2 separate regions of the Homo sapiens genome follow, and region 2 is linked to region 1. The links are chromatin loops, found by intact Hi-C in ENCODE. Cell type or tissue: CD4-positive, alpha-beta T cell. All regions are shown on one strand. Each heading gives the region's core, and the rest is flanking DNA. Links, peaks and the distances in the headings are about the cores only. Region 1 holds the start of LOC124903288 (a long non-coding RNA gene). Region 2 overlaps PPP1R3E (protein phosphatase 1 regulatory subunit 3E).

What was found. Peaks named below come from ENCODE experiments on the same cell type or tissue, not always from the same donor. Only the 100,000 strongest peaks of a DNase experiment are listed, where the experiment ranks them.
Region 2: it touches region 1 in a loop (2.9-fold over the local background); 8 of 110 quality-filtered maps call a loop at or near these places.

Annotation. Positions count from the first base shown.
Region 1 is chr14:23,071,815-23,083,404 of GRCh38, forward strand. ACIN1 (apoptotic chromatin condensation inducer 1) reads right to left here. Exons shown (of 19, transcript NM_001386863.1): 5 at 9,934-10,022; 6 at 7,733-8,995; 7 at 7,006-7,224; 8 at 6,337-6,452. LOC124903288 (a long non-coding RNA gene) reads left to right here and starts at 6,452. Exons shown (of 2, transcript XR_007064077.1): 1 at 6,452-6,883; 2 at 7,646-10,400. RefSeq lists an enhancer at 6,578-7,777. In CD4-positive, alpha-beta T cell, for the core only: CTCF peaks have their summits at 5,232 (motif pointing right) and 5,436; DNase peaks (open chromatin) are centred at 5,217 and 7,077.
Region 2 is chr14:23,289,162-23,300,751 of GRCh38, forward strand. It overlaps PPP1R3E (protein phosphatase 1 regulatory subunit 3E), which reads right to left. Exons shown (of 5, transcript NM_001276318.2): 4 at 10,240-10,380; 5 at 6,491-9,756. It also overlaps the pseudogene H3P37. Among named protein-coding and RNA genes, the nearest start is that of PPP1R3E, 7.9 kb to the right of the region's middle. RefSeq lists an enhancer at 4,420-5,284 and a silencer at 5,936-6,248. In CD4-positive, alpha-beta T cell, for the core only: CTCF peaks have their summits at 6,030 (motif pointing left) and 6,230; a DNase peak (open chromatin) is centred at 6,010.

The sequences.
Region 1 (11,590 bases), core at 2,095-10,094:
TAAAGTTACAGCTGCTTGATTGGAAGATTCTAGAAAATAGAGAGAATAGAAGGCAGGCAAACAGTAGAGGTGGGAGTGAAAAAGGATTAAATAAGAACGATAAAGCCAAAGTTGAAAAGTGATTAAAGAAGGATGGTAATGAAAGCTGGATAGAGGGTGGGGCATGAGCAATGTTTTATGTGCCTACCATCCTCTATCCAGTAATCTAGGCATGGAACACTGAAACCAGACCAACCAGTCAGATGCTGCAGGTAGGGAGGTGGGATGGGAATTGTCACTATCCAATCACTACAGTAACTGGCTGCTCACCCCGGCAATGACCACGTGTTACTACTCCAACATGTCCTTTTCCCAGGGATGGTGGAGGGAAGTGGATAGCAGGGAGAGTTCTTTTTTCAAATACCAGTAGAAGGGGGGCAGGGTTGGTGTCTCTGAAGAGATGACAGACAACTTTGTTTTATAGAGTCTTTAATAAGGTCACCCTGCCCCAGGGTCCACTCGGGCCAGAAAAAGAAAGGATAAACAGGGCAAGGGGACCTTGGGTAGCTGAAGCTTGAAGGCCACTTCTTGAAGCAAGGGCTCCAAGGTGAGGCTCTAAAGTAGATAAGACAGTGAAGTGAGAGTGCTGCTATATGGGGCGGGGAAGATCAGCTGGGCAGAAAGCGACTGGGAACTAAGCAGAAAATATTAATCATGGGAATCTTCACTAGACCAAAGTGGGAAACAGATGCTAATAGTTCAAAAAGTGCTCAGTAGATACTCAAAATGCTTATTTGTTGACTGCAGAGATGTTCCTTTTGTGTCCTAGTGGCAGTAGAAGTTTACACTAAGATAAACTTCTGAGAACCAAAGCTCAGTGTCTCGTGTAACATTTGAGCTTTTAAGCTAGGAATGAAATTTTCTCCCCGCTGCTTAAAATCTTACACTTACAATGCCAACTGCATGCTAAAGTGGCCATATTTATACATTACTTTAAATGTTTCCTTTCACATAGTGGTCCCTGTCTGCTCAGGGTTAAGAGTGAAGACTCTGGAGTCAGACTGGCTAGCCCCACTCTGTTAAAAGTTGTGTGATAGTAGGCAAGTTCCTGGTTCTGTATATCTGTCTTGTAATCTGCAAAGTGGGCATAGTGACAATACCTATTTCATGGAACAGTGTAGTTAAGTGTTAGCTCTTAAGAGTCTGGCTTGGAGGACACCCCAAGTGAAGGTACAGATACATGTAAAATACATGCACACTTAATAGGCCATTATCTCATCTGATGCCACCTCTGGGGCTCTGAGTTTCCTCAAAAGAGTAGACTGCTTGTTTTCTGAGGCAAAGCCATTCAGTGATTGGCATGACAGGTTTTCAGCAATGCCCTTATCACTCTGTATAATAACTGCTACTTTATCTGCCCCCCATCTCTACCCTGCATAATTCCTCAAGGGTAGGGATTGCATCTCTTGGCCCCTAGCCCAGGGCCTAACACAAAGTAATGTTCCCTAACTATTTCTGAATTAGGGTGTCATTGTGGGTACCAAGTGGACACTTACTAAATGCTTGCTAACCTAAAAGTTTTCTTATTGAAAAAAAAATTTTTTGGCTGGGCATGGTGGCTCACGCCTGTAATCCCAGCACTTTGGGAGGCTGAGGTGGGCGGATCACCAGCCTGACCAACATGGAGAAACCCTGTCTCTACTAAAAACACAAAATTGGCTGGGCGTGGTGGTGCATGCCTGTAATCCCAGCTACTCGGGAGGCTGAGGCAGGAGAATCACTTGAACCCAGGATGCAGAGGTTGTGGTGAGCCGAGATCGTGCCATTGCACTCCAGCCTGGGCAACAAGAGCAAAACTCCATCTCAAAAAAAGAAAAAAATTTTTTTAATAGAATCCCCACAAACAATGTTACACCACAGAAAATGTTACCTTCAGCCATCCTCAAATAAAATGCTCTGTTTATCCACTGTCCTAAAATACTCTCAGCTGCTAATATGCCTCTGCAGAAGTGGCTGATTTTGAGAAATTTTGTTATTGAAAATTCCTTTTTTTTTTTTTTTTTGAGACGGAGTCTCACTCTGTTGCCCAGGCTGGAGTGCAGTGGCACAATCTCAGCTCACTGCAAGCTCCGCCTCCGGGGTTCACACCATTCTCCTGCCTCAGCCTCCCGAGCAGCTGGGACTACAGGCACCCTCCATTACACCCGGCTAATTTTTTGTATTTTTAGTAGAAACGGGGTTTCACTGTGTCAGCTAGGATGGTCTCGATCTTCTGACCTTGTGATTCGCGCGTCTCGGCCTCCCAAAGTGCTGGGATCACAGGCGTGAGCCATCATGCCCGGCCGAAAATTTCTTTTTTTTAAGAATAAGAATCTTACCACGTTCTCCTTTACCCTCTTAAGACACAAGAGGCGTGTGTTTTCTATTTCCCCATGATCAATTCTGTGGGACCCAACAATTCCGAACATTTTATTTTCAGACAATAATGAGGGCCGGGCATGGTGGCTCACGCCTGTAATACCAACACTTTGGGAGGCTGAGACAGGAGGACTGCCTGAGGCCAGGAGTTTGAGACCAGCCTGGCCAACATGGTGAAACCCCATCTCTATTAAAAATAGAAAAATTAGCAGGGTGTGGCAGCCGCGTCTATAGTCCCAGATACTCAGGAGGCTGAGGCATGATAATTGCTTGAACCCAGGAGGCGGAGGTTGCAGTGAGCAGAGATCGGGCCACTGCACTCCAGCCTGGGTGACAGAGTGAGACTCTGTCTCCAAAAAAGAAAAAAGATAAAGAGGAATCCTTGAAACTGTCCCCAAAATGGACTCTATCTACTTGCAGGACTAGTACCAAAACCTTGTTAACCATGTGTCAGAGCCCAACATAGCTTAACAGTCTGTGAAACTGCACAGAATAAGCAGTGGGGATATCTACCCATAAGTAAACAGTACACAAAGAAGCCCAGAAGAAAAGGGTACAACTACTTGGAGGCTAATAATATCACATTACAACTCATATGTGAATATGAGATTCAGAGAAGCTAATGGAAAAGGAAATTCCTATAGGCATATATGCTGAAATTTTAGTTATTATAGAAAATTCACGAGGAGCTGAAAAACTGACGTGAAAATTTAATAAGAAACAGTGGGACTAGATACCCTCAGAAGCATACTGGTCCCAAGATAACCTAGAACAGTATGATTTTGGGGTATATGTCCTTAGATAATTTCTCAGTGGAGCAAACTCTATTGATGACAACAAATTCTGCTTTTTCATGCATCATTTGGGATATTGGCATTGTATGTCCCCTGGGGAATATCAATTACACCATCATATTGGCTTAAGGAACCAATACCTTCCTCCTACACAGGCAGAAGGACAAACATGCATTGTACCAAGAGCCTAAAACTGCTATTGCCTGCTAGGTCTGTGCATACAGGAAGGTTGTATCTAGAGAAATCCAGGTCTGAATTAACTACAGCTGAATGATACAGCTGCCCACACAAACAAATCCCCTCTTTTCTTTCTTCCCCTTTTTTTTTTTTTTTTTTTAAGTAAAAAGAGAATACCATTATTTTCTGCTATATGGGGACATTTTTGTTATACCCATACAAGGCAGAAGACCAGAGTTTTGAACAGCACTCAACTGAAACAGGACTGAGGACCCACAAATTCCTGCTCCAAGCAATGAAAAAGACACCTTACCTCATAAATTTAGAATTCCTCAGGCACAATCAGAATCAGAATGGATTTAACCAAACACAGCAAAAAGTCAGTCAATCTCTTCCAAATGGTGACAGGTCCTTGAAGTCTAATTTTTTTTTTTTTTAACACTTTACTGCTCTGTTTTTTAAAGTCATATGACTTCTTGTTGAGACAGACAGAAAAACCAAGGTTAGGCCATAAATGGTCTTTTCCATTTTTTTTTTTTGAGACGGAGTTTCGCTCTTGTTGCCCAGGCTGGAGTGCAATGGCGTGATCTCAGCTCACCGCACCTTCCGCCTCCCGGGTTCAGGCGATTCTCCTGTCTCAGCCTCCTGAGTAACTGGGATTACAGGTGCACACCATGCCCGGCTAATTTTGTATTTTTAGTAGAGACGGGGTTTCACCATGTTGGTCAGGCTGGTCTCGAATTCCTGACCTCAGGTGATCCACCTGCCTTGGCCTCCCAAAGTGCTGCAATTACAGGCATGAGTCACCACGCCTGGCCATGCCATAAATGGTCTTTTCCATTTAGCATTGTTGATTACGCTTTCAAAATTGGCCAGAGCTCTAGAGGGCTGCCAGACTGCACACTTAACACTCTGGAGGGGTGAGAGACCAGGAAGGGTGTTGTTAATCAGTTGTGGTAGGGCCTCCAGAAATGTATGCAACCTTCTCAAAGATTTATTTACCAGATCCAATGCCTATGGGTTTAGGCTTCTGGGCATGCTGTTTTGTTAGAATGTTGAACAACCCATGTGATAGGCAGGTAGAAGGAAAGCAGGTACGAGTGATGTGTGTGAACTGCTCCTCAGTGAAGACTGCATTTCCCTTCTATACACTACTCCACTGAAGCGGGCCTAGGCAACAATGGACAATCTAAGTATTTGCCCAAGATGCCACTTGCCTATCATCTTATTAGAATCAATGTGACTAAATTATCTCAGTCATAAAATGAAGATCAAAACCACCTTTACCTGGAGTGGGGGGACAGGAAACTCTATGACTCCAAGCTTCATGTGCCCTGGACTTGCATGGGAATGTCCAGAAAAAAAGCTGCTTCAAAACAAAATAAAATGCCTTTCTGTTGCTAGGATCTCATAAACCCACAGAATTTTAAGGCTAGCAAAGAGCTTTTCAGAAAATCACTTTCTTCCCAAGGTGCATCGGAAGCAGTTCCTCAGGCCCAATTAGTAGCAGGCTGTCAATACCCACTTCAAAACTGCCATTTCACAAAGGACATGCTTTTGTAAAATGGAATGTAAAATGTACCTCCATGGAATTGGGAGGAGGGGGGCAGGTATTATGTCTGGTTGAGGGATATGGAAGAGAAAATGTCACCCCATTTCCTCATCGATGATGTAGCTGGGGAATCCTGAATACCTTCCAGAATCCGCTGAGTTTTCACTTTATGGTCCCAGAAGAAAAACCCTTTTCCAAAGGATAGCGTACCCATTCCAGAAGGGAAAAACCAAAAAATTTCAAAGGAAGTAGAGTGAACTTTTGGCTGCCAAACAAAAAATGTTAACAGCCACAAGATGGCAGCAGAGGTAAGACTGTCAGAATCGACAAGGATTATACCCCTCAGCAAGGGTATACCCCCAGGTAAAAGCTATATAGTAAGGTCTATAAAACTATCATTAAAGTCACAGGCAAATGAGATAAATCATGTCACCTGCCCACTACCCTCCAAAAGTCAGAGTTAAAGTACAGTTTGAAGCTCTCAGAAGAGTATAAATTATTAGACAATTACATATAGGGGAAATCATACTGGTAGCATTAGTGTTAATATGGCATAAAAACAAGTATAGAATAACTTTAGGCTAACAGTCTACACAGGACATTCTACAAAGCAGTTCAGGGTTCCTGATGTCTAAAAGCTACGCAATCTTATTCCCATAAGGCTTCATTTTTTCATTTCCCAGGAGACTTTGAAGCCAGGAATTCTGGCTCATTGGCTTCTTAATTTATAATACCTATCTCAGAAGAATGAATGACATACCTATTTAATTCTAATTTAACCTGATATGAGTATTTCTCTAGGACTTAATATAAAGATTTTAAAAACTCACATTAATTGTATAAATTTTAAGTTCAATCAAATGGTCTTAAGGGCCCAGGAACAAACTTCTGACTTGAAAGGAACTTCATAATTTGCTGTACTGTATGCTGTAAGAACTAGGATATCCTAGCAGAACTAGGATAGCTTAATGACAGGTAGTAACTAGGGAACTAGGGAAAATGCACAAACTAAAAAATAGCACCCAGCTGTGCCTTTATTAAGACCCTCAATATCCTTTATTAAACTGGGTTCCTAGGTAAACATGAGTTAAAGATTAAGATGCCCGGAGTCAATTCCCTTACATGGTTTTGAGTGTGGAAGCAGAAGCTTCTATTGCCTAAATCTTAAAGGAGTTGACTATTTTGGCTGGATGATCCCAGGTGAGTTTTCCTTGTGCCCTGACGACCACTTTTCAGGTTACCTTAAAGGTGGCAGCTCCCAACATAGTAACTGAAGTCTAGCCTTTGTCCAGATAAAGCTCTGCCTTTATGTTTTAAAAGGAAACTAGGACTGCTTAGTCAAAGAACCCTAGGGAGCGAAGAACTATCGCACACTCATAGTTCCCTGTTATACCCCGGTCGAGATATATCACTTACACAGTGTGATGAATTCTTTCTGATTCTGGCAGATGAGAGGTCTGAGTCTCTGAGGTTTGGGGCTGTGTGGCAGCTGGTGGCTCTGCCTCTTCAGCTTCACACTTCTTTGGGCTCCCCTGTCAGGAGATAGCAAAAACGAACAGAGCAAAACATTTAGATCTGCTTGGTTCCTTTTCTTCTACCTGGAGCCTGAAAAAGGCAGGGCAGGACATACACAGTACCAGCTCCACACACGGCCCTCTGTATCTGTTATTTCATTTTAGAATAAGGAAAGGAACATGGCTTAAAAATAGGTACTTCAAGAATATTTATGCCAGTAATCATTTTATCAGAATTTTTAATTTTTTTCCTTTTCCTCAGTGATCCTTGTTCTGACAGAATTCTTTTTTGAGAGAACTGAGAAAAGGCTGACTTCCTTTTGGCAGATAAAAGGAGGAGTTATGAGGAAGAATTGACCCTGGGGGCCCTGGAGATAACCCTGCTGCTCAGCCTCATGTAGAACTTCTACGAACCAGGGAGCTGGAAATGAGTTAAGCAGGATTAACAGGTATCCACCACATTTCTACTGAACCTTGTCCAGACTTAACTTTTTAGTTTTATAGCAAAGACAAGAGGGAAGATCTTGCTTAATCCTCCATCTCTGTGTAGGGAGGGGTCACAATAGCCTACCCGCTCAGGCTGTAACCTCTGGGTCACATGCTTTTCAGCTGATTCAGGCTGACTCAGACGCCTTGCTTGGACAGAGGATGAGGAGGTGGAAGTCCTCTCCTTTGGCTCACAGACCTGCAGTTGTGGCACTGGTGGAGTTGCAACCTCCTGACCAGAAGAGGGATCTTTGGTTTCAGTATAGCTGGTGCTGCTGTCCCTGGAGACTCCAGGGCTCAGAGACTAAAACAAAATGAAACACATAACAAGGAAAATTATTGTATATGGTATATATTCAGTAGATTGCTGAGTTTTCCAGTTTCCATGGACCAAATTTTATACTCTGGACCTTTTTGTCTGTGTTTACTCCCATTTTGTCTGTGTTTATTCCCATTTAGTGGTCTCCTTGACCACTTATTTAACAAATTATTAAGTTTTAACTAGATGCTAGATCCTGGGACACACACGTAAAAGGGCATGCCCACATCCTCAAGAAGTTTCCATCTAGTGGAGGAGATGAGTACATAAATTCAACATTCTATCAAGGGACTCAAAATGAAAAAGAACCCCATTTCGGGAATCAGTTAATTGAAAATACGATTCTGAAATGAGGAGAAAGTAATCAGTGAAGGAGAGTAAAGGAGGCTTTTCCTATTCCTTTCAGAAATCATGACAGGCTCTCCAGGGGCTGAAATGAAAACCACTGGAATATGACAGAACATTAATACACCCGGGATTCTCTCATACTCACTTTTCTGCTGTTGCTTGATGCTGAACGAGAACGTGAACGTGACCTTGATCTGGACTCTGATGTTGATCTGGAGCCCATCTTGGGTCTACCACGAGGGTTGGCATGAGTACGTGCCTGGGCTACATCTCTCTGCTTGGATCTGAGCGGTGAATGAGACCGAGAACCTGAACTGTCAGGAGAGCGAGATCTTGATCTAGAACTGGAGGAGGAAGATGAGGAGGACCGGCTAGAGGATGAATCAGCTGACTGTTTCAATCTGTGGCTTGGGAGAAGGGTATGAGAAGCTCTTCTGCCTTCCTTCTGTTCCAAAGATGGCTGTTTCAGACATTCTTCAGTGATTCCTTTGGCCAGTGCTAATTCCTCAATTTTTAGAGGGAGGGGCTGAGCAGATCTGTCTGACTCAGGTTCAAGATCCTTCTGGGCTGAGTAGTCAGCCAGTGTGCTTTTCTGAACCAGAGGCAGGACACTCTCCTCTGGCACTTTCTCTGCTGGAGATTCTGCTTTGGTGTCTGAAGGACTTGACAAAGGAGACAGGCCTCCTACCAACTGGACAGTATGCTGAGATACTAATAGCTCCCTGGTGTCAGCATCTGTATTAGGAGGAGATAACTGAATGAGGACAGCGGGGGCTGGGCCTTCCATGGGCTCTATTTCTTCTTCGCTATGGAGCTGTGGATGAGGTGGTGGAGAAGATGCTTCCTTTGTTAGTAAAGGTGGAGGAGTCTCCTCCTCGCTGGCAGTTTGCTCTGGCAGCGCTACAAGTGAGGCCTTCTTTCGATCTTCAGTCAGTCGAGGAGGGGAAGGAGACTTCGATTTTTCCTTTAAGCCTTGTGAAGATTTTATTTCTCTTTCTTCCTCCTCAAGGGGAGATGTTGTTTTCATTTCCTTCTCCTGCTGCTGTCTGGCCAGATGACTTTTTCTAGCCTCTTCCTGGGATCTTGTAAATCTCCCTCCTCTCTCTAACACCTCCTGTTCCTGGGATCTTGTTTTGGGTCTCTCATCCATCATCTCCTCTGGTTTTACTCTAGGTATCTCTTCCCCTTCTTCCTTAAACTCTTTCAGGATTGGTGCCTCCCTAGATTTTTGTCCCTCATCATCACCTTCCTCTTCTTCATCATCTTCTTCCTCCTCCTCCTCCTCCTCTTCTTCCTCCTCTGTTTTCAAATTTCGATCTGCTCTGACCCTTAGGTTTCTGGAAGGTGTTTCTTGATCCTCTTCCTCCTCAGCAGGTTGGCTGCCCTCAGACAGTTTAGCTGCTCTTGCCTGAAAGAACAGATACACAATGGCTCCAAATGTATTTGCTCACAGTCAACAGAGGAGAGAAAGTATCTAATGAAGACACCCCTAGGAAGGAGAAATTCAATGATATATACTTTCAGCAACAGAAACAGGAGTGACAGGAGACAATCATGACTAACGTAGCCCTTAGGGGAATCAAAACAAAGTGACCAAAAGAAATATCACAATGAAGCTACTTGTATGTAGTTTAAATTTTAGCTTCAAGCACCCCCTTTTTTTTTTTTTCAGTAAAATATTAGCAGAACATCTGGAAAGTAAAAGGGTGGATAGGGGGCTGAAAGGAACTAACCTACTATCAATTAATACGATTATCTTTTTATCATTTTGGTATATTTCTTTTTGTTCTTTCCTCTAATCATTTCCTTTGTACAGTCATAATTACACTACACATAACATTTTTGTATTCTGCCCACTTAGTGTTATATAACTTTAAAGCTTTGATTGAATGGTTAATTATGTCATATCTTGTCTAATAATGTGCTTTAAGAATACAGAGCAGCCTGCTAATTTTCAAATTTAAACTTTTAAAAAATATTCACTTAGAAATCTAAAAGGCAGAGCAGATCTAAATAAAAAGACAAAACGAACAACAAAAAGATGACAAAGAGGAGAAGGAAGATAACCACAAAGAAATCTAGAGGCCAGGCAGTGGCTCATGCCTGTAATCCCAATCCTTTGGGAGGCTGAGGTGGAAGGACTGCTTAAGCCTAGGAGGTCGAGGCTGTAGTAAGCTGTGATTGTGCCACTGCACTCCAGCCTAGGCGACAGAGCCAGACTCTGTCCCAAAAAAGAAAAACAAAACCCCTAAATGTAGAGACATACAAACTCAAAACAAGTCTGAAGAAGAGAAGATATCCAAAGCATTACTGAAGAGGTAATGCTTTAGGAGGTATCTGAGTTACCTGTCTGACCCTAGATGATCGTCTTTCTCCTTTCCTTGGTTTCTCATCATCAGAGTCACCTTTCTCTTCAGAAATTGAGGAGCTTTTTCCTATTGAATGAAAAAGAATCAAGTCAGATTCATGAAGTGAAGACTCATTCATGGCTTTTTAAAAATCAGGCTTTCTAATATCCAACCAATTATAGCATATGAGCCTATCAAGACATATCTGTATCGGTTTCTTTGACTTCTACACTAAAGAAAAGACTACAAAAAGCCCTAACTAGGTCAGGGTCTTATTGGTAATTCTTGGTGTGCAAGTCTAGAATATTTTCAACACCTCGAAGCCAATTCACATGTTATAAATAACTCAAATAAATGTAAAATAATTTCCAGGGGCTTCAAACTGTCTAGCAGGGATGTACAAATATGAAGTGTACTTATTTCTACAAAGTGTTCTTACTCTGAATAAAGTTTAAGACTTCATTATGTTCTGTATCCATTTTTTTGGATTGCCTATTACTACTACTTTCTAATTTCAACCAAAATATTATGATGAAATATATGAATTTGCACAATAACAAACTCAAGAAATAAATACTTAGAGGAATGTTTTTCAGCGCCCTAAAGTTCCTGAAATTACTTCAAGCCAACTGGATGGGGTTTCAGAATTGGGTCCTGTCTATTAGGTTTTATGTATTAGAGCTCAATATTTTTTTTTTTTTTTTTTTTTTTTCTGAGATGGAGTCTCACTCTGTCACCCAGGCTGGATGCAGTGGTGCAATCTCGCCTCACTGCGACCTCTGCCCCCTGGCTTCAAACCAGTCTCATGCCTCAGCCTCCTGAGTAGCTGGGATTACAGGTGCCCACCACCATGCCTGGCTAATTTTTGTATTTTTAGTAGATATGGGGTTTCATCCTGTTGGACAGGCTGGTCTCAAACTCCTGACCTCAAGTGATCTGCCCGCCTTGGCCTCCCAAAGTGCTGGGATTACAGGCATGAGCTCACATGTTTTTCTTTTTTTTTTTTTGAGACAGAGTTTTGCTCTTGTTGCCCAGGATGGAGTGCAATGGCATGATCTAGGCTCACCACAACCTCCGCCTCCCAGGTTCAAGCGATTCTCCTGCTTCAGCCTACCGGGCAGCTGGGACTGCAGGCGCACGCCACCATACCTGGCTAATTTCGGTATTTTTTACAGAGGCGGGGTTTCATCATGTTGCCTAGGCTGGTTCGAACTCCTGGGCTCAAGCAATCCCCCCGCCTTGGCCTCCCAAAGTGCTGGAATTACAGGCGTGAGTCACCGCACCCGGACTAGGTGAGATTTTTTTTTTTTTTAAGGAAAAAAAAAGTTCTATTAAAAAGCTTGGAAACCACCAATCTAGGTTATCCTGAACAATAAATCCATGTAAAACGGAAAGAAAGTTTCACTCAAATTCCATGAAGGAAGGTAACTGGGTAAATCACTTAAGTAATTTGGGTCTCAATATCTTTCTTTTTAGACAGTGTTTTACTCTGTCACCCAGGCTGGAGTGCAGTGGCATGATCATGGCTCACTGCAGCCTCAGCCTCCAGGGCTCAAGTAATCCTCCCACCCCGGTCCTCCCAAAGTGCTGAGATTAAGGTATAAACCACTGTGCCCGAGTCTCAAATGTCATGATTGAGAAAAAGGAGGGGCTGC
Region 2 (11,590 bases), core at 2,177-10,176, 220 kb after region 1:
TGTGGAGAGGTTATTCCCTCATAATCCAAACAATTAATGAGACTGCATTGACTGAGAGGAATTCATGCGTGTTTGACTAGAAAGCCAGGTAAGAACCGTCAGTGGGAACAAAACACCTGACCCTGGAGGGTTCAATGAGTCACTCTGGATGTCACTAATCATGGGCTTGGAATTACAAAAGGTGGATGGTCCAGTCACCTTTCTTGTCTCAGAAAGACACTGCCAAGAATCAGGAGTGGGGGGCAGAATCGAAGACAGATTTAGGAATAAGGGGAATCCCAGGAAGGGAAAAGAAACTCTCCTGCCTCAGTTCTAGAGTGCAGGCTGAAGCCTCCTCCTTCTATGTGGGTTTCTCCCTATAGCTTTGGATGGAATGAACTGGGGTGGGGAAGTGAAGGGAAGGGAGATGTCCAGGCTGACAAGGGTCCCAACTTTAGCAAGACAATAATCTCCCCCAGCTCTTCCAGGGACCACTGCTAAAGAATGGGGACTCATGTCATCCTCACTGTAGAGATGTTAATACTCCATCTCTAGTGAAAGCTTTCTTTCCCTTTGCATGAGTGAGACATTAGCAGGGCTGTCTGGAGGCACATTTTACTCTATAGCAAGCTTGTTCAACATGTGGCCCAGGACAGCTCAGCTTTGAATGCAGCCCAACACAAATTCATAAACTTTCTTAAAACATTTTGAGTTTTTGTGATTTTGTTGTTGTTATTTTTGTTCATCAGCTATCATTAGTGTTAGTGTATTTTATGCGAGGTCCAAGACAATTCTTCTTCCAACGTAGCCCCAGGGAAGCAAAAAAATTGGACAACCCTATTCTATAGCTAAGGATTCTAAAGTTTCAGAGTCCTTCCCTGCACAGACCTCACCCAAAGCATGGGAGGAGCCCCAGCAATGTGTTAACATGATTGTAGGTTTTTGTAAAGTTTGAAAAAATATACTTAAATGGTAATTGGTTAAGACTGAGTTCTCCTAGATGATGAGTTGACGGGGGCAGCAAACCACCATGGCCCATGTATACCTATGTAACAAACCTGGACGTTCTCCACATGTAGCCCAGAACTTAAAGTAAAATTTAAAAAAAAAGAGAAATTTTTGAATCTTAATTTTTATTCTGCAATTATGGATGTAGAAGTCAGTAGAAAAACCCAGTATATTAATAATTTCACATTTCTTGACTGCAACCTCAAACTTAATTGAGCTAAAGTTTACTGTATTTTTTCCTCCTCTGGTTGCTTTCACACTTTTAAAGATAGTAACAAAATTATTCTTCTGAGACATTTCCGGTAAGATGGATATCTTTACTATTGGATTGTTTAACAAACAATTAAGCCTAGAAGTTATTTGAGTACATAAAGGTGCAAGAATGATACAATGGAATTTGGGGACTGGGGTTGGGGGAAAGAGTAGGAGGGGAGTGAGGGATAAAAGACTACACATTGGGCTGGGCACAGTGGCTCATGCCTGTAATCCCAGCACTTTGGGAGGCCGAGGTGGGCGGATCACCTGAGGTCAGGAGTTCAAGACCAGCCTGGCCAACATGGTGAAACCGCGTCTCCACTAAAAATACAAAATTAGCTGGGCGTGGTGGCGCACGCCTGTAATCCCAACTACTCGGGAGGCTGAGGCAGGAGAATCGCTTGAACCCAGGAGGCGGAGGTTGCAATGAGTTGAGATGGAGCCATTGCACTACAGCCTGGGCGACAAGAGTGAAACTCCATCTAAAAAAAAAAAAAAAAAAAAAAAGACTACACATTGCTTGCAGTGTACACTGCTTAGGTGATGGGTGCACCAGAATCTCAGAAATCACCACTAAAGAACTTATCCATGTAACCAAACACCACCTGTTCCCCAAAACCTATTGAAATACAAAAATTTTAAAAGGCAAACAAAAAAAAAAAAAACAAGAAAAAGATGACCTCCCCAGGCTCAGGTGATCCTCCCACTTCAGCCTCCCAAGTAGCTGGGACTACAGGCACACCACCACACCTGGCTAATTTGTTGTACTTTTTTGTGGCCCAGGTTGGTCTCAAACTCCTGAGCTCAAGCAATCTGCCCACCTTGGCCTCCCAAAGTGTTGGGATTACAGGCATGAGCCACTGTGCCGAGCAGGAATACATTTAGTGTGGGTTTAGTAGGTATACTTAAGTGCTTTACAGTTACTTCTGTGAATAAAGTATCCCCATGTAGTTATAATGTTATGAACTGAACTATATCCCTCCAAAAATTCATGTTAAAGTCTTAACCCCTAGTACTTCAGAATGTAACCGTGTTTGGAGATAAGATCTTTAAAGAGGTAACTGTGTTAAAATGAGGTCTTTAGGATCTGGGCGCAGTGGCTCACACCTGTAATCCCAGCACTATGGGAGGCCAAGGCGGGAGGATCACTTGAGCCCAGGAGCTTGAGACCAGCCTGAGCAACACAGTGAGACCCCGTCCCCCATCTCTACAGAAAATAAAAAATTAGCCCAGTGTGATGATGTGTGCCTGTAGTCCCAGCTACTTGGGAGACTGAGGTGGGAGGATTGCTTGAGCCCAGGAGACTGAGGCTTCAGTGAAACGTGATCGCACCACTGTTCTCCAGTCTGAGTGACAGAGCGAGACCCCATCTCGAAATAAAATAATGAGGTCTATAGGGTGGATTCTAATACAGTGTCACTGGTGTCCTTATGAGAGGAAATTTGGACACAGGTGTGTATGTGCACACAGAGGAAAGAGCATGTGAAGGCACAGGGAGAAGATAGCCGTTTAGAAGCCAAGGAGAGACCTCAGAAAAAAGCAACTCTCCTAACACCTTGATCTTGAGCATCTAGCTTTCAGAACTGAGAAAATAAATTTGTTGTTCAAGTCACCCAACCTGTGCTATTTTGCTATGGCAACCCTAGTAAACTAATATGCATAGCTTCCAGAAATAATGTCACCAATTCAAATAGTATATGACATTAGTTATTACAAATTTGAAACACTACAAGTTTGACAAAAATCCTAAAAATCTGTGACATTATCACTACAAGGTGTGAAGATAACATTTTTGTAAACTATCAAGAATTTTAAAAATGTGGCCTGGTGCATGGCTCATGTCTGTAAACCCAGCACTTGGGAGACTGAGGCAGGAGGATCGCCTGGGCAACACAGCAAGATCCTGTCTCTCTCTCTCAAAAAAAAAAAAAAAAAATTGGGAGGCCAAGGCGGGCAGATCACGAGGTCAGGAGATCAAGACCATCCTGGCTAACACGGTGAAACTCTGTCTCCACTAAAAATACCAAAAAATTAGCCGGGCATGGTGGTGGGCGCCTGTAGTCCCAGCTACTCAGGAGGCTGAGGCAGGAGAATGTCGTGAACCTGAGAGGTGGAGCTTGCAGTGAAATGAGATTGCACTACTGCACTCCAGCCTGGGCCACAGTGCGAGACTCTGTCTCAAAAACAAACAAACAAACAAACAAAAAAGGCCAAGGGCAGTGGCTCATTCCTGTAATCCCAGCACTTTGGGAGGCCGAGGCAGGCAGACTGATTGAGTTCAGGAGTTTGAGACCAGCCCGGGCAACATGGCAAAATCCCATCTCCTCAGAAAAAAAAAAAAATTAGCTGTGGTAGTGCATGCTTGCGGTCCCAGCTACTTGGGAGGCTGAGGTGGGAGACTCACTTGGGCCCAGGAGGTTGAGGCTATAGTGAGCTGTGATTTCGTCACTGCACTCCAGCCTGGGTGACACAGTGAGAATCTGGCTCAAAATAAAATAAAATAAATAAAATAAATAAAAAAATAAAAAAATTAAAAAAGGGGGGGGGCCGGAATTTTTGAAATATGATAAATCTTTCTGGAAGACTGAATTACTTTTCTCTTTAGGAAAACATAATCATCATATGAAAAGGCTATCAAAGAGCAGGCAGCTTAAAAAACGTAGAGCAATATATAGGTTTGTCGGGTAGACAATTTTTGACAGCTTTTAAAAAAATTATTCGTTGACAGCTTTTCTCATTCTAAAACAAATATTCACTTTCCCCCCCAATCTTGTATTTATTTGTCTTAAAGGGGGCTCCAAAAGTTGCACACTTCAGGCACCCAAAAACCTGGATCTACCCCTGGGACTAACCAAATGGATATGGAGAGTTTCTGTGCCGTCTGGGGAAATCATACTCCAATACCCTGTGCTGTGTCTCCTAAGAAATATCAGAGCTGGAGAGCTGATTAGTAAGAACTGCAATGATTGAGGATTTCGGATAGACTTGGGATAGCAAAAGCTGCACTGAAGGTTAGTGGAGAAAAGAGTTTAGACACACCTAACCTCAAGTTAAAATGTGAGAAATCTGCAGTGAGGTTGGGGCCACAGAGACCCTGGACAATAAGCCATGGAGAGAACCCACTTACCTCTCCTGGGGTGTCTGCTCCTCATGCTGATTCTGCTCTTCAGCATATCTTGTTTCACTTACAACACTTAGTGAAGAGTAAATTCTCTGTGCCGACATCACAACTTGGCCATTATGATGTAATGAGGAGGCATCTGTTATTCTCAGGGTAGGGCTTCCCTATTAGGAACATTCTAATTACTTTGAGGGTAATTGGATTGTTTCATTATTCAGGTGATGTAGAAGTCAATCCTGTTAGAACTTAATCTTTTTCAAGGACTCCCTCCTTTTATAATGTATCACTCCATTCTGAATTAGGCAGACGTCTTTGCTTTTCCTTTCCATATTTCTCCTCCGTTGCCTTAGGGGGTTGCCTTTGATAAGGGCTTTGCTCTTTCATCCAGCACTTAAGGAGCAGAATGTAGGCCGGCACAGTGGCTCACACCTGTAATCCCAACCCTTTGGGAGGCCGAGGTGGGCGGATCGCGTGGTCAAGAGATAGAGACCATCCTGGCCAACATGGTGAAACCCCGTCTCTACTAAAAATACAAAAATTAGCTGGGCGTGGTGGCGCACGCCTGTAGTCCCAGCTACTCGGGAGGCTGAGGCAGGGGAATCGCTTGAAGCTGGGAGACAGAGGTTGCAGTGAGCCGAGACTGCGTCACTGCACTCTGGCCTAGCGACAGAGTGAGACTCTGTCTCAAAAAAAAAAAAAGAAGAAGAAGAAGCAGAATGTAACTCAGATGGTCTTCTTAAGGAAGGATTTCCCCACCCAAGGAGAAACGCAGGGCTTTTCCCAAGCTCTTCCCTTTAACTGTTGGTTAAAGCAGTTGGTGCTGGGTTCCAGAGAAGAGCTGGGCCCTGGTAAATTTCCCACTACCCAAAATGATGATAGGATCCTGTTGGGAGTGTCTTACATCAGGACTGCCTAAGTCCTCCAAAACTCCTTCCCCTCAGCATTTGCATAGCCAGAGGGGACTCCAGCAGAATGAGAATAGGACTTTTAGGAAATAAGGTAGTTCTCTAACCAGGACCATCTCTAGCTCCCTGAGCTCTAGCCGAAGAAGGGGAGTAAGTAAGGAGGTCTCTCTCACAGTCTCACACAAAGCAGATTGCTCACAAATTGACTGAAGGTAAAGCACCCAGGAAGCAACTGCCTACAAAAGCTGCTCCGGCTGGGCGAGGTGGCTCACGCGTGTAATTCCAGCACTTCAGGAGGCCAAGGCGGGCGGATCACTTGGGGCCTGGAGTTCGACACCAGCCTGCCCAACATGGCAAAACCTCGACTATTAAAAAAATACAAAAACTGGGGGCCAGGGGCATGGCTCACGCCTGTAATCTCAGCACTTTGGGAGGCTGAGGCGGGTGGATCATCTGAGGTCAGGAGTTCGAAACCAGCCTGGCCAACATGGTGAAACCCTGTCTCCACTAAAAATATAAAAATTAGCCGGGCGTGGTGGCACGCCCCTGTAATCCCAGCTACTCCGGAGGCTGAGGCAGGAGAATCACTTGAACCCGGGAGGCAGAGGTTGCAGCCAGACGAGATCTCGCCATTGCACTCCAGCCTGGGTGACAGCATGACTCTCAGGAAAAACAAAAAACAAAAAACTACACACACACACCCCTCCCCCCACCAAAAAAAAAAAAAACTGCTCACAAGAGTGCGCCCTCTACTGGAGGGCGAAGAAACCTCGTCATTACAGGCCTGGTACTGTGGCACTCCGTGAAATTAGCCATTATCAGACATCTACTGAACTGATTCGCAAACTTCCCTTCCAGCATCTGGTGTGAGAAATTGCTCAGGACTTTAAAACAGATCTGCCGTTGCAGAGTGCAGCTTAGTGGTGCTTTGCAGGAGGCAAGCAAAGCCTATCTGGTTGGCTTTTTGAAGACACCAACCTGTGTGCTGTCCATGCCAAACGTGTAACACCTATGTCAAAAGACATCCAGCTAGCACGCCGCATGCGTGAAGAATGTGCTTAAGAATCCATTATGATGGGGGAAACTTCATTCTTAAAAAAAAAAAGTCTCTGCTTCCTGTCATTGGTAGTTCTGAATGTTAGATATTTTTTCCCCATGGGGTCAAAAGGTACCTAAGTATACGATTGTGAGCAGAAAAATAGGAGACAGAAGTCAGGTGTTGTCAGTTTTCAATTTTCATTTGTGTGTGAATTTTTAATGTAAATGTAGGTGGGGAAGTAAAGCATTAATGCAAGTCAAAATGTTTCAGTGAACATTTCAGTGGTTCAACTTTATAATAATTTAAGCAAACTTATTAAATTTTTCTGGACACACACACACAAAAAACAAGGTGACCAAGAAATTGAGTCAAGGAGGGAATCTTGCCTCTGAGTCTCTTGCTGCCCTTAGCCCAAAACACACAATACTTCTGAATATCTTATGACATACTTTCTTTTCATATTTCAACTTTATTTAAAATATGAGGTTTTATGTCCAGAAGGGAGGGCAGTTGCCCATGGAAGGTGAAGTGAGGCACAATACTATTGGGTTGCGGGCCAAGTACACAGGGTTGCACTGTGAAGGAACTGAGGAGGTTCTGGGAGGGCCTGGTGACAACAATGGATTTGGGGAGATCCACAAAGGAAATTTTCATTTCCTCCCCAGGTTAGCTATTCAGTGGGTGGATTATTCAGTCTTTTTAGCAAGGTCACTGCTCCTTAGCAACATCAACAAAAGTGCCAAAGCTGAGGACACAGAGAATACCATCATTGTCTTTTGTTTCTCTTTATGCCTGGATGGGGAAAGGAATGGAAACTAATAGCAGAAAATGAAACATTTCTGATGTTATCCCTTGCCATGAAGAATCACGGGCTTGTGTAGAGACCTCTTTCTTTTCTTTTTTTTTTTGAGGGTCTCACTGTCACCAAGCTGGAGTGCAGTGGTGCGATCATAGCTCAGTAACCTCCAACTCCTGGGCTCAAGCGATCCTCCTGTCTCAGCTTCCTGAGTAGCTGGGAATACAGATGTGTGCCACCATGCCCAGCTAATTTTAAAAGTTTTTGTAGAGACAGGGTCCCACTATGTTGCTCAGACTGGTCTCGAACTCCTGGGCTCAAGCAATGCTCCTGCCTCAGCCTCCCAAAGTGTTGCGATTACAGGTATGAACCACCACACCGAGCAGAGACCTGTTTCCTAGCCTGGGAATGGGTGATCAGGAGGCCTGAGTTTAAGTCCCATCTTGAGCTGCACTAACAAATTCTATGACCCTGCTAGAGTCATTTCTCACCTCTGGACCTGTGTTCTCATCTGTAAAGGAGCCAGGAACCAATGACGTCGGAAGAGAAGCCTTTTCATGTCTGATTCTATGACCTGCAAACTGCAAAGATCCCAGCAGGCTCCAGAAAAACACGGCAGTTAGAAACAAGGGAATGTGGGTGTTAGGTGGAAAACTGAGGAGCTAGGGCTCATGATGAAATGTTTTTCTACATTCACAAAGAAAAACAAACAAACAAAAAACAGGACGGAGGCTATGGGACAGGGAGGTGTAGGAAGACACCTGCAGTCTGGATGAGAGGAATGGGCAACAGTGTCCCTGCTGGGTTGCCTCAGGGACCCAAGCCTATGACCCAGGTAGTGTTTTCTCTCACGGCACTTCCCAGTCCACAGCTGACATGTTATATTCCAAATTGCTCCTGTTCATATAGTCATGAGCCATCAGAGGAGTTTCCACTACAATGCCTAATGCGTAACACATTAATAGGGTGGCTGAAGATTCCGCTAAACTCCTAGTGTTCCCCGTGTCAGATTAGACTGCACCCGCTGGGAGAAAGCAGTGGATGCAGCTCTGTCCATGCACACTCAGCTTTGCTTACTGAGGGTGTGAGAAATACAGATGGAAGTTTTGGAAGAGCAGTGCAAGACGGAAAGGGCATACTGCCTAATCTTGGTTGGTTTGCAGATGGTGGGGTTTGTGGTAGTGCCGGATCAACTCAACCCAAGGTGAGGAAAAGCCAGGGGGTTGGGAAAATCTCAGTGCTGAAGTCCTGGGAGAGGAGTACACACCAAAGCCATCAGGGCAAGGAATCTCTCCAGAGAGCCGCGAAAGCACCAGGCACTCAGAAGCCACTCAAGAAATATTAGTTTCCTCCCTATTTTACAAGGCTTGGTAGCACTGATAGTTTTGTGTCAGGTTCCAAGGAGACACCCACTATTTGTGTGCCTAAGAAGTAGCTCAGCCAGACCCAGCCTTGAGGCAGTGGGGCAACTAACAGCTTACCGAAGCCCTGGGGCAGCTTGATATGGGAATAATCAAGACCAAAATGTTGTTCTATAAAGCTGAGATTGGGGAGAGTGAGCCAGGGTACTTCTGAGAAAGAGGTCAGGGAACAGGATTATCATTAGCATTCTGCCCACAGAGTTGGCACTTACCCAGTAACATCGGGATTCCTAGAAAAGGCCCAAGCACAGACCCTCTAGCAGGTGTCCTAGTCACGGACCCAACCTAGTGGCGACATTAGGGGGTTTGCCTGTTCAAGGCCAGTGGGGGAAGAGGGAGGGAGGTGGCACACCAACAGGTGTGGAGCGCTGGCTAGGGCCAGGAGAGAATTCCAATGTATGGAAAGGCTAGAGTGTAAGTGGGAAGGTGAGGGGGGTCCTGTGCTGATCCTGCATAGATGGGACACTGACACAGGAGACAGCAGCAAACTCCTTCGAGTCACAGATGAAGCTCGGGGGCCCCCTGTCTTCTCCAAGCCAGTCCAGGAGATTGGCAGGATGGGAAGGCAGAGCACAGTCAGAAACTATGATCATTTCCTAATAAGAGATTATAGCAAGGTTTTAAATTTTGTTTTTAAAGAGGAAAAAAAATATAACATCATGGTTACACAGAGGCTCTGGAGATTCCCTGGGTTCACAATCCTACTTCTGCCATTTACTAGCTGTGCGATCTTGAACAAATTTCTGAGCTTCTCTGAGCCTGTTTCCTCATCTCTAAAACAGAGATAATGACAATGTTCTACTTACAGGGTTGTTTTGGGCATGCATGCAAACAAAACAGATTTTATGATCGAGTCATAGTTCTGGAAAGGAAGAAAAACCCAGATTTGCGCACACAAGTGTTAAGTAAATGTGAGCCCTCACTATTGTTCATACAACATGGCAGTGACACACATACATTAGACAAGAGATTATTACACACTGAGCCTCCACCCAGTCTCCCTATTATCCTCCCATGGGCTCCTAATTGATGACTAAACAGTGCATTGCTGGGTGGCTTCCAGTAGTTTCTTTCTTCACTTTGCTGCAACTTTGAACTGAAGGTGATCCACATGGTACATGACATTCTTCCTGTTTTCTTCACAAGACAAGGATGATGTTTAAATGGGCATTTGTTTGCGGAATGACTTGGAGAGTTCCTCTCTTTCAGCCATCTTTTCTCAAAGACTAAGGCTGTGGACAGGATGGGCATGGTAACAAGCCAACAAGCCTCATACTCTATTCTTTTTTTTTATTTTTTGAGACGGAGTCTCACTCTGTCACCCAGGCTGGAGTGCAGTGGTGCAATCTCAGCTCACTGCAACCTCTGTCTCCCCGTTAAAGTGATTCTCCTGCCTCAGCCTCATGAGTAGCTGGGACTACAGGCATGAATCACCATGCCCGGCTAATTTTTGTATTTTTAGTAGAGACAGGGTTTCAGTATGTTGGCCAGGCTAGTCTTGAACTCCTGACCTCAAATGATCCACCTAACTCAGCCTCCCAAAGTGCTGGGATTACAGGAATGAACTACCGCCCCTGCCCCCACACTCTATTCTGAATGCATGTATGGGCACATGTGCATGCCTGTCCCCTTTCACTCAGTGATAAGGAAGAAGGGGAACCAGAAATTTCTGTTTGAGAAATTAGTAACAGAAATGGGTGTGGGGAGCTGGTTACCTGGGAGATCCTTGTTCATTTGTAACATCAGGAACTGCTTCTTTTCCTCCTTCTCTCTTCTAGAAGACTGTCAAGGAGCCCGAGTGAGGGAAGCAGACCAACCATGGTCTTGGAGAAAAGAAAATAGGGTTTCCATCCCTTCTGGAGGGAGAAGGAATAGCAGAGATGAACATGAATGAAGAAGGAAACAAATGGAAATAAACAAAATGAAGGTAAATACCCTATATGTTAAAAGAAAAAAATACCCTATATGTTAAAAGAAAAAAGAAAAGAGAAGGAAGAGACACAAGGAAAGAAAGAGAGAAGCAAAGAGGTTAGGAATAGGGTAAGAGAAAAGGAAAAACAGCAACCAGCAGAGGAATCACTCCCCTGTTAAGGTTAACCAGGAGGAGAGGCTTATATAAGGCATGAATGTGAGTGGGTATGAGAGTCCAGCTTTCCCACTGCACTTGCTCTGGTTATGGAGCAGACTGCCATCTTCTGGTGCCATTTACTATTCAAGTTGCTTTGGTGTTTTTTTGTTTTTGTTTTTTTTTTTTTTTTTTTTTTACAACCAAGTGGATTGATTGAAATGCTTTGATTCTTCATTTGAAATGTTTCTATTCCATATACCCATTATCTTTTATCCTCACAAAAGCCCTTAACATTGTTTCCTTTAATCTTTGGGGTTCTTAAGCATCATTTCCACCAACAGAGATGTACCTACCCACAGTTGTCTCAGAGCATGGAGGCTGAAAGTCTGTGAGGACAAGAGTGAAATGGAGCAGAGGATAGGCTGTGGTTTGGAAGCGGCTCTGGAATACGCTGGGGGTGGCGGTGGGGCTGAAGGTTGGTTATGGGATGCTTCCTGGGCTCCGGAACATCTGTGCCAAAAACTGGAGGACCCATCCTCGGCTCCAGCCAGACGCTTGGGGTGCTATGTATTCTGAACCATAGCACTAGGTTGGAAAATTTGGCTCCTAATCTATACTCTGCCATGTACAGATCACAAAATATCATACAAGGAGCCTTAAAAGGTCATCTAACCTAAATCCAGTTTCCCAAGGAGAACACTGGGGCACAAAGAAGTGAGAGGTAACTCGCCCAAAGTTATATAGCTAGTCAGGGACTTCCTCTTCGGAGACAAAGGAAATCAGAATAGTGATTCTTCTGATTCACCGTCCCTCGACAAACAGTCCACAAAGTGCTTGGAGGTTATTAAAAGGCACCCCAGAAAAGTAAGGCTGGCATTTTCCTGGAAGCCCCTGAGTGTACAACCCCTGAGGCTCAGTATTTGGCTATAAAAACAGGTCTGGAGTTGCTTTGGCCTCCGTTTTAATCCCTAAAGCTGCCTGGAGGCTGGAGCTCTGAT